Linked DNA regions of Homo sapiens: regions 2 and 3 are each linked to region 1. Evidence: read pairs that join two places in POLR2A ChIA-PET (ENCODE). Cell type or tissue: CD4-positive, alpha-beta T cell. All regions are shown on one strand.

Evidence for each region. ChIA-PET counts read pairs that join two places held together with the same protein. Peaks named below come from ENCODE experiments on the same cell type or tissue, not always from the same donor. Only the 100,000 strongest peaks of a DNase experiment are listed, where the experiment ranks them.
Region 2: POLR2A ChIA-PET joins it to region 1 with 13 read pairs; 20 of 35 experiments call an interaction of 5 or more read pairs at or near these places.
Region 3: POLR2A ChIA-PET joins it to region 1 with 15 read pairs; 11 of 35 experiments call an interaction of 5 or more read pairs at or near these places.

Annotation. Positions count from the first base shown.
Region 1 is chr1:19,389,167-19,394,166 of GRCh38, reverse strand. The region is part of intron 2 of CAPZB (capping actin protein of muscle Z-line subunit beta); the gene reads left to right. Among named protein-coding and RNA genes, the nearest start is that of SLC66A1, 79 kb to the right of the region's middle. RefSeq lists enhancers at 993-1,132, 2,665-2,714. In CD4-positive, alpha-beta T cell, CTCF peaks have their summits at 2,442 and 2,648 (motif pointing left); DNase peaks (open chromatin) are centred at 2,736 and 3,026; H3K4me3 peaks cover 2,080 bases; H3K27ac peaks cover 2,647 bases.
Region 2 is chr1:19,474,419-19,479,418 of GRCh38, reverse strand. The region is part of intron 1 of CAPZB (capping actin protein of muscle Z-line subunit beta); the gene reads left to right. Among named protein-coding and RNA genes, the nearest start is that of CAPZB, 8.6 kb to the left of the region's middle. RefSeq lists an enhancer at 1,634-1,733. In CD4-positive, alpha-beta T cell, no CTCF peak of the experiment used is centred here; DNase peaks (open chromatin) are centred at 818, 1,368, 1,918 and 2,468; H3K4me3 peaks cover 2,097 bases; H3K27ac peaks cover 4,114 bases.
Region 3 is chr1:19,461,185-19,466,184 of GRCh38, reverse strand. All of the region lies in intron 1 of CAPZB (capping actin protein of muscle Z-line subunit beta), which reads left to right. Among named protein-coding and RNA genes, the nearest start is that of CAPZB, 22 kb to the left of the region's middle. RefSeq lists enhancers at 4,276-4,776, 4,777-5,000. In CD4-positive, alpha-beta T cell, no CTCF peak of the experiment used is centred here; a DNase peak (open chromatin) is centred at 2,814; H3K4me3 peaks cover 1,329 bases; H3K27ac peaks cover 4,345 bases.

The DNA of each region.
Region 1 (5,000 bases):
TAGCTGGGCATGGTGGTGCACACTTATAATCCCAGCTACTCATGAGGCTGAGGCAGGAGAATCACTTGAACCTGGGAGGCAGAGGTTGCAGTGAGCCGAGATCGCGCCACTGCACTCCAGCCTGGGCAACAGAGCGAGACTTCGTCTCAAAAACAAAACAAAACAAAAAAATATGGCCCTCAGCGCCAAGTGACTTCTTAAAGAGGAGAGAGGCTGGACCTGGAAGTGTCCTCTTGTGTGTGGCCCTGGCAGGCGGGGGGCCAGTTTCTCACTAGGCTCTGCTGGGCAGTAGGCACTGAGCCCCTGCCCACACGCCAGGAGTCCCCGAGGCCCAGAGTGGAAAGGTCACATGTCGGATCTGCTGTGGGCTGTGGGCTGTGGTGAGGGGCAGGAGAGCCCAGCCCTGCAGCCCTTCCCAGGCGACCCCAGGCACCTTGGGTCTGCCGTGACCGGGCACTTGGGGGAAAAAGCTTTGGTCCTCACAGTCCCATAATTCCCCCAATTCTATTCTTTTTTCCTCCCCTGTCCCCTGAGCCTGACTGGGGATGGGGGCAGCTCGCCTTGTTGACCCGGTGGGGCCTGGTCTTTGGAAGAGCTGGGTCAGTCTCAAATTGAGATTCTCATTCCTCTCCACCTCGTGTTGGCTGGGACAGCCGGGGCCAGCAGCTTCCCCGTGCCTGGGTTTTCTCATCCACAGGTTGGGGGGTGCCCTCAATCCTGCCTCCGAATAGGTGCGCCATACCCTAGCTCACGTGGCTATTATCCTAAGGAGATATGTTTTGATGCTTCCTGGGGTGAGCGGGAGCCCCTGGGGTCCCCCTCTGGTTACTCAGGGGTACCACTTGCCTGAGTCTCTGGGAGCACAGCTGCTTCCCGTCCAAAAACAAGCTTGGCCACCCGGGTGTGACTTTCAGGCCCGGCGCGAAGCTGCCGCCTGTGCAGGTGCCTTCTCATTGCAGAGGTGGCCATGCTCAGAGAGCCATTAGGCAAAATGGGTCGGAAGCTCCAGCCTCGGCTACATGAAGCTGTGCTTCCGTGGCTCAGTGTTCCTAATGACAAACTGGGGTCCCTGTAACGAAGCTGCCCTTGGGGAGTTGGGGAGCAGGCTTGTGTTTTCTCTACACTAAGTAGTGGTGGTGGGGTGGGGATTCCTGCATCTCTCATAGGCTGGTGGAGGCCATGTGTCCATCTGGACAGACCGGTGAAGGGAGCCCCACTGAAGGGATCCTGACCTGGAGGCCATCTCCCTAGGCGAGGACAGCCAGCTTGCAGGCCCTCACTGGGAGGCCTTTCCCAGCATGTGCTCTTGTACCTTTTTGAATTCTGACCTATGTGAATGTATTACCTATTATACATAAGTAAACACTTTTTTTCTTGAGTCAGGTTCTTACTCTGTCACCCAGGCTGGAGTACTGTGGTGCAAACACGGCTCACTGCAGCCTCGACTTCCCGGGTTCAAACAATCCTCCCACCCTAGCCTCCTGAGTAGCTGGGACTACAGGAACATGCCACCATGCCTGGCTATTTTTATTATTATTATTTTAGTAGGGACGGAGTCTTGCCCTGTTGCCCAGGCTGGTCTCGAACTCTTGATCTCAAGCGAGCCACCGCAGCTGGCCTTTTTTTTTTTTTTTTTTTAATTCTTAAGAAAAGCAGTGTGCCAGGGCCTGCCCTCACACTTGGAGTGACCCAGGAGGTGCTGCGTGCTGCCTCACTGGGTCTCACTCCAGCCGCGCTTTGCTCCTCTCTGTTCTTGCACTTGCCTCAGTGGCCTCTGCAGCAGAGCCTCATGCCAGCTCTTCCCTCTTCTTGGGATGCCCCTGTTATTTTTCCCTGCAGTCTTGGAGGGCCGGCTCCTTGGTCATTATTCACATGTCATCTCTGTGCCACCTCCTAGACTGCTGACTTGCCCCCACAGCAACCCCCTTCTGTCGTCTCCTGCAGGTTCGCTTCCTGCCTCTTTTTTTTTTTTTTTTTTTACCTTGAGACAGAGTCTCTCTGTGTCGCACAGGCTACAGTGCAGTGACACAGTCTTGGCTCACGGCAACCTCTATCTCCCAGATTCAAGTGATTCTCCTGCTTCGGCCTCCTGAGTAGCTGGGATTATAGGCATGCACCACCACACCTGGCTAATTTTTGTATATTTTTAGTAGAGATGGGGTTTTGCCACATTGGCCAGGCTGGTCTTGAACTCCTGAACTCAAGTGATCCACCCTCCTCAGCCTCCCAAAGTGCTGGTTACAGGCGTGAGCCACCATGCCTGGCCTACCCTTGCCTCTTGGAGATGCCTCTGTGGCTGGACTTTGCTGTCAGAGCAGGGCCGCCCATGTCCATCTCTTCCCGTGCTGAGCCCTTGCACCTGACACGGGCCTGGAGCGGGCATTCGGGGTTTATGGAACAGTGTGAATTTCTCCTTGACATGGATGTTGTAACCCCCAGTTCCAGAGACTTAGGAAGGTTACACTCAGCCAGCAAGTGACTGACCGAGGATTTGAACCTGTTCGGTTTCGAGGTTGGTGTTTTTACAGAATGCCACACTGTATATTTTGTTTCTGACACGAGTGTATGTGCCACTTGAAATGCTCTTTTATCTTTTTAAGAAAGTTTTGGGCCTTCTGGAAAAATAAAAGGAACAAATTGTCACAGAGCCCTCTGCTGGACGTCGGCAGCTGCAGCATTCTGGCGTGGCAGTTTCCTCTGAGTGCACCCAAGTACGCAGAATCTGTTTTTGATTCCTATCTTGCTGGTGGTGGGCTCTCGGCCAACAGGCAGATCAAAAGATGGAATGTGTTCATTTGGCCATTTTTTAAAAAACCGAGGTACAAGGGTGCACTTCTTAAAGACAAGGGCGCCGTGGGTTAGACTCCGTGGGTCTGAGCTGCTCTGGCTTTTGTGCTTTTTTTAAGGGTTCATCTCAAGTTTCTTTTTCTGGTTGAACAATTTTTTTCAACATTAATAACTAATGGAGAAGAGGAAGAGGCAAAGTAGAACCATATGGCGGCACAAACACGAACCTCACTTGTGGCCGGAAACTTCTGATTTGTATCTCTTCGTGTGATCAGCTGTTGGGTTGGATGATTTAAGAAAAAAAAAAAGTGTTCAGTTTGGGAAAAGCAGTTTCTTTTTGAACCTAGCTGTGCTGTATATAACTGCATGTCCTTCCTCAGACATTGGCCCGTAGCTGCGTGGCTCCGGTCAAGTTATTTCTCTAAGGCCCTGTTTCCCCTTCTTTAAAACAAGGACTGGAGTGCGTGTCTGTGTGAAGAGCCATTGTCAGGATCATAGGGAAGGGCAGGGAGAGCTGCTAGCATAGTGCCTGCCACGCAGGGCAGGGCTATTACGATCACCTGGTCCTTCCACGGATTATTATTCAGGTGTCACCTGAGGCCGTTGCCAATGGCATCCTAGTCTCTCCCTTACCTTCTACCTTCTGGGGTTTTTTCTTTTCCCTGCCCTAGTTCACTTTACCCACTCCCCACCCGTCTTTCCAGTGGCCTCCTGGGTACCACCGAGCCCGGCAAAAGTATCGGTGGTGAAGGACTTGTGGCTCCTGCTCCCTGGGGTGGGCACACTCCTGTGGCAGCAGAGGAACTGGTGGAGCCCTGAACTCCCACCAGAAAGACGGCAGGCACTGTCCTGACCAGTGTAGTGTTTATTATTCCAAGTCACTGGGAATTATGTTTAAATCCCCCCAACAGCCTGGATTGGTCTGACACCTTTGGTGTTATCTGAACCTTCCCTCCAAGGCCGTTAGGCAGTTCAGATGGGTGGTTTAGACAGAAACCATCCGGCTGCCGCGTGTCAGCACCGCTCCTCCTCCTCAGAGGCCCTCCCTGGCTTTGGAGGCGACAGAGCCAGTGCCACATGCACCCCAAAGTGAACTCTCGGCTTTGTTTGGACCTGTCGTTTCATTTAAATCACTGTACAAACCCATGGTCTGTGACACTTAATGTGATTTCTTCCACTGCTCTAAGCACTCGACATGAGTAGGGGGCGGGGGCCGGGGTTCAGATGAGTGTAGGGACTGGTTAGATTACAGAGATACACTGCCTTCATTCTGGTTCTGTAATATGGCCTCAGACCACAGGATTAATATCCACTTACATGGAATCAGCATGCATTGACTGATCCCTGCTGCAGCGGGCGTGATGCTGCGCTGAGGCTGGAGGGCCTGTCTTGGCCTCTGTAGGTGTGGAGTCAATTCACAATGAAAAATGCTAAGTGGTGAGGAAGGAGTAAGGTGAAAGTCATTGGCAGTATTAGAACAGCCATCCCCAAAGCATTTAGGATTCAGTTGATATTAGTGTTACTGCAGGAATTCTGAAGAATTTGACATCTTGATAAAGAAGTTGGAGTTTGGGCCAGGCCCTGAAGGATCAGTAAGATTTAAGAGAGCAGTGGGGATTGGCTGTCAGATTTAGCAAATAAAAATACATGGCCTGGCCAGGCGCAGTGGCTCACACCTGTAATCCTAGCACTTTGGGTGGCCGAGGTGGGTGGATCATGAGGTTAGGAGATAGAGACCATCCTGGCTAACGTGGTGAAACCCCATCTTTACTAAAAATAGAAAAATTAGCTGGGCGTGGTGGCACACACCTGTAATCCCAGCTACTCGGGAGGCTGAGGCAGGAGAATGGCATGAACCTGGGAGGCGGAGCTTGCAGTGAGCCGAGATCGCGCCACTGCACTCCAGCCTGGGTGACAGAGCTGGACTCCATCTCATTGAGAAAAAAAAAACACACGACCCATGTAACCTTTAGGAAGTAGTCATACTAAAATGTTATTCATTGTGTATCTGAAATTCAGACTGAACTGGCCTCCCTCTGTTTTATCCAGCAACCCTCAATGGGGAAGATGTTTAAGTGGGGGAATGCACGTGCATGTTCAGGGAGTGGTGAATGGGACCGTGTGGTTGTTTGAGGAGTTTCGGGCAGAGGTGGAGGGACGGCGTGGGTATGAGACGGGATCAGTGATGGTGCCAGGTCGTGACTAATGCACCT
Region 2 (5,000 bases), 85 kb before region 1:
AACTGAATGGGGATTTCAGTCTGGGTAGCCCAGTGATCCATCCAGCCAGTGACTCTGTGACTGCAGGTGGCACCAAGTTCAGCCTGATGCACACAGCATTAGGTTCTGGTGCCTAAGACACCAGTCTGCTGAGGGAGATGGTGGGGTGGCGGGCTCTGCATGGCAGCTGTAGGAATAACAGAAGCTAGTTTTTTTTTGTTTGTTTGTTTGAGACAGAGTCTCGCTCTGCCACCTAGGCTGGAGTACAGTGGCACGATCTCGACTCCCTGCAACCTCCGTCTCCTAGACTCAGGGAATTCTCTTGCCTCAGCCTCCCAAGTAGCTGGGACTACAGGTGCGTACCACCATGCCTAGCTAATTTTTTGTATTTTTAGTAGAGACAGGGTTTCACCATGTTGGCCAGGCTGGTCTTGAACGCCTGGCCTCATGATCTGCCTGCCTCAGCCTCCCAAAGTGCTGGGGATTACAGGCATGAGCCACTGTACTTGGCCAGGAGCTAGTTTTGACTGATGACTTTTTAATATTCCAGCCAGCCCTACGAGGCAGATTCTCATGTCACCCTCATTATGCAGGTGAGGAAACCGAGGCCCACCTGGCAGTCCTGGCACTGCGCTATGCTCCCTTTAGTGATTTTTTTCCATCGGGTCATTCATTCCGTGGATGTCTACTGAGCAGTCAGGTAGACCTAATAGAATATGCCATCTGAGTCTTAAGGTTAAATGGAGGAAGCGGGTGGAAGCAAGTATGTCCAAAGTTCTGAAAGACTCAGGAGTGAGTGCAGAACCAGCCTGGGGAAGTCCACAGCGTCAGACAGGCAGGGAGGCTGCTTGCCTGCGTTTTTCCGTGCTTCCTCCTATGGTCACCCCACATGTTTCTGACATCTCTGGATGCTTGTGAACAGGAGCCTTTGCCTACAACTTTCTAGTGTTAGGTTTTCAGTTGTGTCGTCACGTGTCTTGTAAGGCAACAACCCTGGTGGTTGCCATTCACCTGGCACGTAGTGATGATTGTGAGGACTGAGTTTATGTGTGGAAAGTGTAGACGATGCCTGGCACGTTGTAAGTGCAGTAGGAGTGTTATCTCTTATTATTGTGGTTATTCTGTTAACATGGATGGATGATAGGTGGTGTTTCATTTAACTTCCCAACCAGCCTGGAAGGCAGGTGCTAGTTCCTTCTTCTGAGACTCCAAGATGTAGAGTCCCTTGCCCAAGGAGAGTGGTCTTAAGGGGCTCATTCTGTTTAAACACCAGACTGCTGAAAACAGCAGCCCAGGGTTTCTGGTCTCAAGAGCTCTTACCACATTGCAGCTTGGAAGCAGTTGTTACCACTGGCTCAGACCCCGCACTTCTCCACCCTCTGCTTCAATTGCTCTGTGCAGCTTCCTCTTCTAGTGCTGAACTCAGCATGATGCTCCTGAGTTAGGCTCGGTATCTTATTTAACAGTGTTTGGGCTTGCTGTCTCAGAGCCCTAGTAAGTGGATTCAGGCATCGTATTTACCAAGTGAAGTACTTTAACTTAAAATAGAAAGTTAAACCAGGTGCTGTGGTGTGTGTCAGTGGTCCCAGCTACTCAGGAGGCTGAGGTGGGAGGATCGCTTGGGCCCAGGAGTTCAAGGCCAACCTGGGCAACATAGTAAGACCCCATCTTTCTTTCAAAAAAAGTTATGAAAAGATGCTTTTGCATTGCACCCTATCTGCTGGAGCTTCCAATTAGAATTGAGCCAGTGGCATTTTCCGGTGGTACCGGTGCCCTTTTCCCTTCTCAGTTGCAGCAGTGATTGGCAGGTAGAGTGTTGCTGCTGAAGGCTTCTCCGTCGTGAGGCTTTGACCCTGATGGGCTGTCGTTGGTTTCACATGAGTGGGCTCCCTGCGTTGCAGTTTTGTGCTCAGAAACTGGAAGGAGGAGCCTTAATCCACCACATCCTTCTGGTGTGAAAAGTCTTGAGACACTGAGGAACTCAGACTCCAAAAGAGCAGCGGCCAGGCTTGGCTGTTAGTTCCTCTGCTGAGAATTTCCAATGTGAGCTGTTGTCATGTCCTCAGTGTATACCCTCCAGACACCTTCTATCCTGAAATCTCTTTTGGGCACAGGGTGGTGTGGACCCCTGGTTGTCCTGAGATTTGAGACCTTGTTCAGGCAGAGAGGATGGGCTGGGGTGTGGTTAAGCAGAGTCCATTCTTGGTCTTGAGGAGTGCACTCATGGCACAGGCATCAGGGGATGCCATGAAATGAAGGATACCTTCAGTCTGTAGGCTGGTATTGAGTGTTCACTCACAGAGTGGCCCCTTCCTTCTGCCAGTATTTACCGGATGCCCACAGTCATTGTCTGTAATTCTCTCAACACCAACCCTGTGAGGTCTGTTTCCTCATTTTGCAGATAAGGAAACCGGAGCTCAGAGAGGTGTAGTAACTTGCTGAAGGGCCCCCAGCTAGTTAATGGCAGTTGCCATGGAGGTCCAGGTCCACCGCACTCAGCGCATGCTGATGGAATTCCCCTCTCCTGCCTCTCTGGCACCAGCCCATGGGGATGTTTATTTTATAGATGAGGAAACTGGGGCCGAGAGGTTCCCCTGTACGTCTAGCCACAGTGGCTGAAGAGGTCTGGGTTTTGTTTAGGAGGTTTTTTTGGTTCCACTTGTTGAAATGCAAGGAGATGGAACTTTGTGAACTGCAATCTGTTTTCCAAAAGATAGCCACTCAGCTGAAAGGGCGAGATAGTCTTAGCCTAGCGTCGGCCACTGTGTGGCTTGGCCTACTGGACAGGACGGTTCTTTGTGCAGTAGTGTCAGTGTCCCTGGCTCTTCCTGCCTGTGACGTGAGTGGCAGCAGCACATCTTAATCATTGCGACAGCCCTCCATGGGGACTATTGGGTGACAAAGCCTTGCAGGATCCTTTGGCTTTTTCCTATGAAGCCCCATCCCAGCCCTGGTCACCATATACAGTGTAAGATGCAGGGATTCTGAGAGGAAAGACAAAATTGGCCTGTTTGATTGATTGATTGAGACAGGGTCTCATTCTGTTGCCCAGGCTGGAGTGCATGGTTCCATCTTGGCTCACTGTAGCCTCAGCCTCCTCGGCTCAAGCAGTCCTCCCCCTTCAGCCTCTCATGCAGCTGGGATAACAGGCATGTGCCACAGTGCCTGCCAGCTGGGATAACAGGCATGTGCCACAGTGCCTGCCTGCCTGCCTATCTATCTATCTATCTATCTATCTATCTATCTATCTATCTATCTATCTATCTATCTACTTATTTTTTAGAGACAGAGTCTTACTTTGTTGCCCAGGCTGGTCTCGAACTTGTGGGCTCAAGGGATCCTCCCGCCTTGACCTTCTAAAATGCTGAGATTATGGGCGTGAAGCCACCATGCCTGGCCAAAATTGGCCTGTTTTAGTAGTTACCTGAGCTCAGGCAGATCGAGTTGGTTACCCTTGTTCTGCCTGGTAAGTTTGTTTCTTATCCTTAGGAGGGAAGATGAAAAATCCTGGCTCTCAGTCTTGGGGTGCTGAAGCAGTGTTACACACTGGCCCTGACACAGCCATTGCTCTACAGGTGTTAGATGAATGACTGAATGTCCAGTAGGTCCTTAATAAATGTAAGAATCCCTCCCTCCATTAGGTTGAACCATATGAAGTTGCCATTTTCCTAGGTAAAAAAGGGTTGAATTAACCAGCCTTTCATGTGGTTCAACCTAATACAGACTAAACACTGGGGCCAGGCAATTCCACTGTGAGACTAGCCATGTCCAGATCTCTGGGCCTGAGCTCTCGGCCAAGCCTGGCTTCTCCTAGGGCCTACCCAGTTGTCAGTGTCAGGCTCTCAGTCGAGAACAGAGGAGCCGAGCGGGGTCTGCCCCCGAGATGGGGCAGTGCTCTCTTGAGCGGTTCTGCTGCTCAGGACTGCCCCAGTGGTGCTGGCCTTGTCAGGGTTTGGCCGTGGTGGGAGCCGTGATCCTAACAGCAGCTGACATTTACTGAACGCTGTGCACATGGTGGGCGCTGAGCGCTTGGCCTGAAGTCACACTGGTGGCTTTCTTGGAGTTTCTATGTGATCCCAGGCAGTCATGATTCCTAGTCCAGGGGCAGTGAAGGGCAGACTCTGGAGCCAGAGAGCCTGGCTTCAGGTCCAAGATGTATAGACCAGGGCAGTTCCCTTCACTCTGTGCCTCCATCTCCTTGTCTAAGAAATGGTGAGCATAAAAGTAGATATTTCTGATGGATTTTATGAGGATTAAATGAGTTAATATGTGTAAAGCCAGGCAAGTGTTAACCATAATTATTAACATTAACCACAACACGATGTTATTATCAGTGACATGGACTCGTAGTGTGTTATTAGAGCCGGAAGGGTCTTCGCATGTGGACACTCCCTTTGCTTTGTGTTGGGAGCTTGGACTTAGTGTGGACACCTGATCTCCCGCCTCCTCCATAGCTCCCTGCAGGTCCTTGTCAGTTCTGGGCCTCGCAGACCATGCACCTGCCTCTCCATGAACAAGTTGTTTGAAATGGTGCTTTTGTTTCAGGTGATAATACAAGTCACTCTTCTGGAAGACTTAATTTTTTTGTTTCTCTGGGTGTAAGTGGCCCACCCAGGCATGCCAGTTACATTTGGTACCCAGAGCCTTTGAGGCAGCCAAAGTATGGTGCCTTTAGATGCTCCTCGTCACCCGCACGACCCCCTCAACAGGTACTGTGTTTATTTTCTGGTCCATTTTCTCCTCTTGTGAAGGTGGCAGGTCTTCCTAGGCACTCTCAGCTTCTACTAACCCGTTTGCATTGGTAAACTGCCCCGTACTTACAAGCTGCCCTGCTTCAGGGTTTGATATTTCATTTTAAGGGCAGGTGTTTGATTCTAAGGCATGTGAAGTGTCAGGGTTTAGGTTTAAGAAGGGGGCAAGATAAAGGAATGCAGGAAGAAAAATAGGGCTTGTTGGAAGGCAGCCTGGGGTAGTATAGCGAAAGGAGCCTCCCAGATCCACACCCCACTGTGGCTGCTTAT
Region 3 (5,000 bases), 72 kb before region 1:
CACAGATTCACCTCTGAGTCTGATCCTCCACCCACCACACCTCAGCCTAAGTGCGTGCAGTGATTAGTGTCGCCTCTGTCCCAATAAAAGGGTTGTCCTTGGTCATGGATGGTAGCTGGGCTCCTGGGGCCAGACTGCCTGGGTTTAAATCTTTGTTCCCTTACACTTTTAGCTGTGTAGCCTTGGGCTTCACTTAACTCTCTGGGACTGGTTCCTTGTCATAGGATCGATTTGAGGCTAATTAAATGAGGTCAAGCAGGTAAGAAGGCCTGTCATACCTAGCACATATAGGGCTCCGTACATGTTGTTGGTCTTATCACTGTTAATGAGTTAATGCACGTCAAATGAGTCGTAGCACCTGGGACATAGTAAGTGCCCAATAAATGGTAGCTCTTGTCTTTATCACATGAGCCCAGAGGCCCAGGACAGGAGGCACTGGCTTCTGGGAGGAGAGGAGATAGATGGTTTTCTACATTCAGCTCTGGTTAGATCCAGAGGTTTTCATTCTCCCCACCCTCTAAGCTTTTGGTGCCTATATCCCTGACCAACAGGAACCCAGCAATGGACCACACCACTTCTACCTGAGCCATTGCACAGAGTCACCTCTGCAGTTGGCTTTGAAAGAATTAGAGCTCAAGTTTGGAATAGGCAATTCAGTCACAGGTTTCAAAAATAAAAATATATACATTGTCTTAGTCTGTTTGGGCTCCTGGAACAAATACCTTAAACTGAATAATTTGTACACAACAGAAATTGATTACTCACAGTTCTGAAGGCTGGGAAGTCCGTAAGCAAGGTCTTGGCAGACTCAGTGTTTGGCAAAGGCTTGTTCTCTGCATCATAGACAGCGCCTCACATGGTGGAAGGGGCTGGCCAGCTCCCCTGGGCCTCTTATAGGGGCATTAATGTCATTCATGAAGGTGGGGCCCTCATGATCTAATCACCTCTTAAAGGCCTCACCTCTTAACTCTGGCATTGGGGATTATGTTTCAGCATATGAATTTTGAGGGGGTACCAGCATTCAGACCACAACACACATAAAACACTGCCTTCTCTTCTCACATGCCCAGTGTCTTCCACTCTCCCCTGCCAACCACAGCTAAGATTTCTAGGGTCTTCTTTTTTTTGTTTTTAATCAGGGTATTATTTGCAAGTAATAAAATTAACCAGCTTTAAGTGTACAGTTTGAGTTTTGGTACTAATCATGTTGCCACCACCACAATCGAGTTATAGAACAGTTTCCTCACCCTAAAAAGTCCCTTCATGCCCCTTTGGCCCTTTTCCCCCTCCTAGACAGCCTTGTTCCCCATCCCTAGACAACCACTGATCTGCTTTGTCACCGCGGTTTTGCCTTTTCTATAATTGTAAATAAATGGAAGCAGATAGTATGGAGTCTTTTGTGTTTGACCTCTTTCGTGTAACATGATTTATTTGATTCATTCATGTTGCATGTATTAATATTTCCTTTTCTTGCTGTAGAGCATTCCATAGTATTCCATGGTATGGACGTACCATTCAGCAGTTGATGAACATTTGGGTTGCCTCCAGTTTTTGGATGTTGAGAGTAAATCTGTTATAAATCTTCACAGATAGGGCCGGGTGCGGTGGCTTACACCTGTAATCCCAGCATTTTGGGAGGCCGAGGCGGGTGGATCACGAGGTCAAGAGATCGAGACCATCCTGGCTAACAACGGTGAAACCCCGTCTCTACTAGAAATACAAAAAATTAGCCGGGCATGGTGGCGGGCACCTGTAGTCCCAGCTACTCGGGAGGCTGAGGCAGGAGAATGGCGTGAACCCGGGAGGTGGAGCTTGCAGTGAGCCGAGATTGCACCACTGCACTCCAGCCTGGGCGACAGAGCGAGACTCCATCTCAAAAAAAAAAAAAAAAAAAATCTTCAGAGATAAGCTTTTATGTGGACTTTTTCTTTTTCGGTTTTCTTTCTTCCTTTCCTCCTTTGCTCCTCTCTTTCTTTTCTCTTTTCTTTCTTCCCTTTTTCGACAGAGTCTTGCTCTGTTGCCCAGGCTGGAGTGCAGTGGCATGATCTTGGCTCACTACAACCTCTGTCTCCCAGGTTAAAGCAATTCTCCTGCCTCAGCCTCCTGAGTAGCTGAGATTACAGGTGTGCACCACCACATCCAGCTAATTTTTTTTTTTTTTTTTGTATTTTTAGTAGAGATAGGGGTTCACCATGTTGGCCCGGCTCAAACTCCTGGTCTCAAGTGATCTGCCCACCTTGACCTTCCAAAATGTTGGGATTACAGGCATAAGCCACCGTGCCTGGCCTGCTGTCCTCATTTCTTTAGGCATAACAAGCAAATACAAATATATTTCATTTCTCCTCTTTTTAACATAGAGGGTGAAATATTATCCACGTTTCTCCACCCTGTGTGCTTTGAAAGGGCCTCACCTCCAGATGAGAAGATGCATATGAAGTCTTTATAACTTGGCCATGTGTTCTAGTGTCCCAGGAGCTAAGGGTGCCAAGTGGTCTTCCTGGCTCCTGGAGTGTGTACCAGCCTCCTGGGGCCTCAAAGGAAAGTGGTGGAGGTGGGCATGGTGGCCACTGGCCCAGCAGCAAGGCTGGCACCCTGGGCAGTTCCAGCTCACAGGGCCTTTTGCTCTCCCAACCATTTAAGGTGGGGAGTAAGGTTATGTGAGCTTAGGTGGGGTCATAGAGTATTTTGGTATTCTGATGCCAAAATTTAACTGTAAAGGAAATGAGCCTGTTTACTGACTTCTAAGAAATCACATCCTTTTGCAAAACCACAGGTGTTTTGCAGAAGCAGCCGACCCAGTCTTTTATGGCACTCTTATGTAAGTGAGGCTTGGCCAGCGGTTGCCGAACTGTGTTAAAGAATGCTCAGTTTGCTGGTGTGGAGAAGAGCGGCACAAGTGAGGTGTTTGCACAGAACACATTTTCATAAAATCCTGTGTACTCTCACCTGCCCTCAGACCCCAGACATTGCCCTGTAGACCCGCGCAGCCACCTAATAATACTCTATTTGAACTTTCTGAGGGAGATTGGACTTGACAGGAATATGCAGATTTGCATAATAAAGCAAGGCTAACGAGGTCTTTCCCTTCCTGCTGCCTTGCAATAGGATTTAGGAAACTAAATCTGCTGGATGAGAACAGAAATTACACATTAATGATATCTTCTCTTTGCAGCTGTGCTGTCCACTGGAACTTTCTGTGATGATGGAAATGTTCTATATCTGGGCTGTTCCATAATCACTATCCACATACAGCTCTTGAGCACTTGAAATGTGGCTAGTGTGATTGAGGAACTGAATATTTGGTTTTATTTCATTTTAGTGGACTGAAATTTCAGTATCAGTGAATTCAATTTGATAAATTGAAATTATCGAAGGCTAGTGGCTGCCTTAGCGAACAGTGCGGGTGCTGATGAATGTTGACTCCCATTGAGAACTTTTCTTTAAAGAATTCTTCTGGATAGGAGCCAGAGGGAATGCCATTCAACTGGACCTGTTTTTAACTGTTTTGAAGCACATTAGGTGAATAGGTGAATATGTTGTTTCATATGTGGTTATTATTTATTCAATGCGCTTACTTCGTGCCTACTATTTTTTAAACACTGCAGTAAATGCTGTTGGACTATCAGGAGTTATCTAACATGCTTACCCTCCTTGGGCCTCAGTTTCCCCACCTGTATTGAGGGTTTGGACCAGATGACTTTTTTTAATTTTAATTTTTTTTTTTTTTGAGACGGAGTCTCACTCTGTCGCCCAGGCTAGAGTGCAGTGGCACGATCTCAGCTCACTGCAAGCTCCGCCTCCCAGGTTCACGCCATTCTCCTGCCTCAGCCTCCTGAGTAGCTGGGACTACAGGCGCCCGCCACCACGCCTGGCTAATTTTTTTTTTTTGTATTTTTAGTAGAGACGGGGTTTCACCGTGTTAGCCAGGATGGTCTCAATCTCCTGACCTCGTGATCCACCTGCCTCGGCCTCCCAAAGTGCTAGTATTACAGGCATGAGCCACCGCGCCTGGCCTTAATTTTTTTTTTTTAAAGAGATGGGGTATCTTGCCCAGGCTGGAGTGCAGTGGCTCATTCACAGGTGTGATCACAGCTCACTGCAGCCTCAAAGCCCTGGGCTCAGGTGATCCTCCTTCCTCAGCCTCCTGAGTAGCCGAGACTGCAGGTCCCTTCTTGTGCAGTCATTTTTATGATTGTATCATTAATAGAATCAGTAGTAATAGCACATATTTATTCATTGCTGTGTGCCAGAGACAGTATTCAAGACATTAAGTCAATGCATCATCTCACTTAAATGTAATGACTTAATCTTCATTCACCCCAGTGAGCTAGGTGTTATTATCCTAGTTTTAGAGACAAGAAAACTGAGGCTCAGTGAGGGTAGGTAATTCGCCTGTTATGATGTTTCTGGTGATCCATAGCATTCGGATTCCTACTCAGGCTTGCCCCATTCCAAACTCTTCTTCAGTTAAGTATTTATGCAGTGGCTTCTAAAAGATAGATTTCGTTTCCATAAACACTTAAAACTCTTATTTTAAGTAAAAGTTCCATCAGGTTTTTACAAAAATAGATTTTACCCTAGTGCTCAAGTCAAGGGGGCAATGGCCCTGCGGGTTTAGGATTTAGGATGAGGTGAGCAGGAAGCATGCGTGGAAGCCAGCTCATGCCCCTCATGCATATTCACGAAGGGCCTGCTTCTGTGAAACAGACCCCGACTGGAGTGCCTCTGGATGCCCATGCTCAGCTCAGGCTGGGTGAAGCTCCGCCTCAGCCAGGAGCTCCAAGGAGTGGCAGGTGGGTCGGGGGAGAGAGAAGGAGGCAGAGCCTGGTCCTACAACGTTCAGTTGTCCCTCTGTGTGACCTATGCTGAGGGTTGCCAGTTTGCAAAGCAACAGTGACCTATGCTGAGGCTTGCCAGTTTGGACCTGAAAGTGGGCTCCACCCCCTGCTTACTAGCTGGGTGACCTTGTGCAAGTCCCTTCACCTCTCTAAGCCCATATG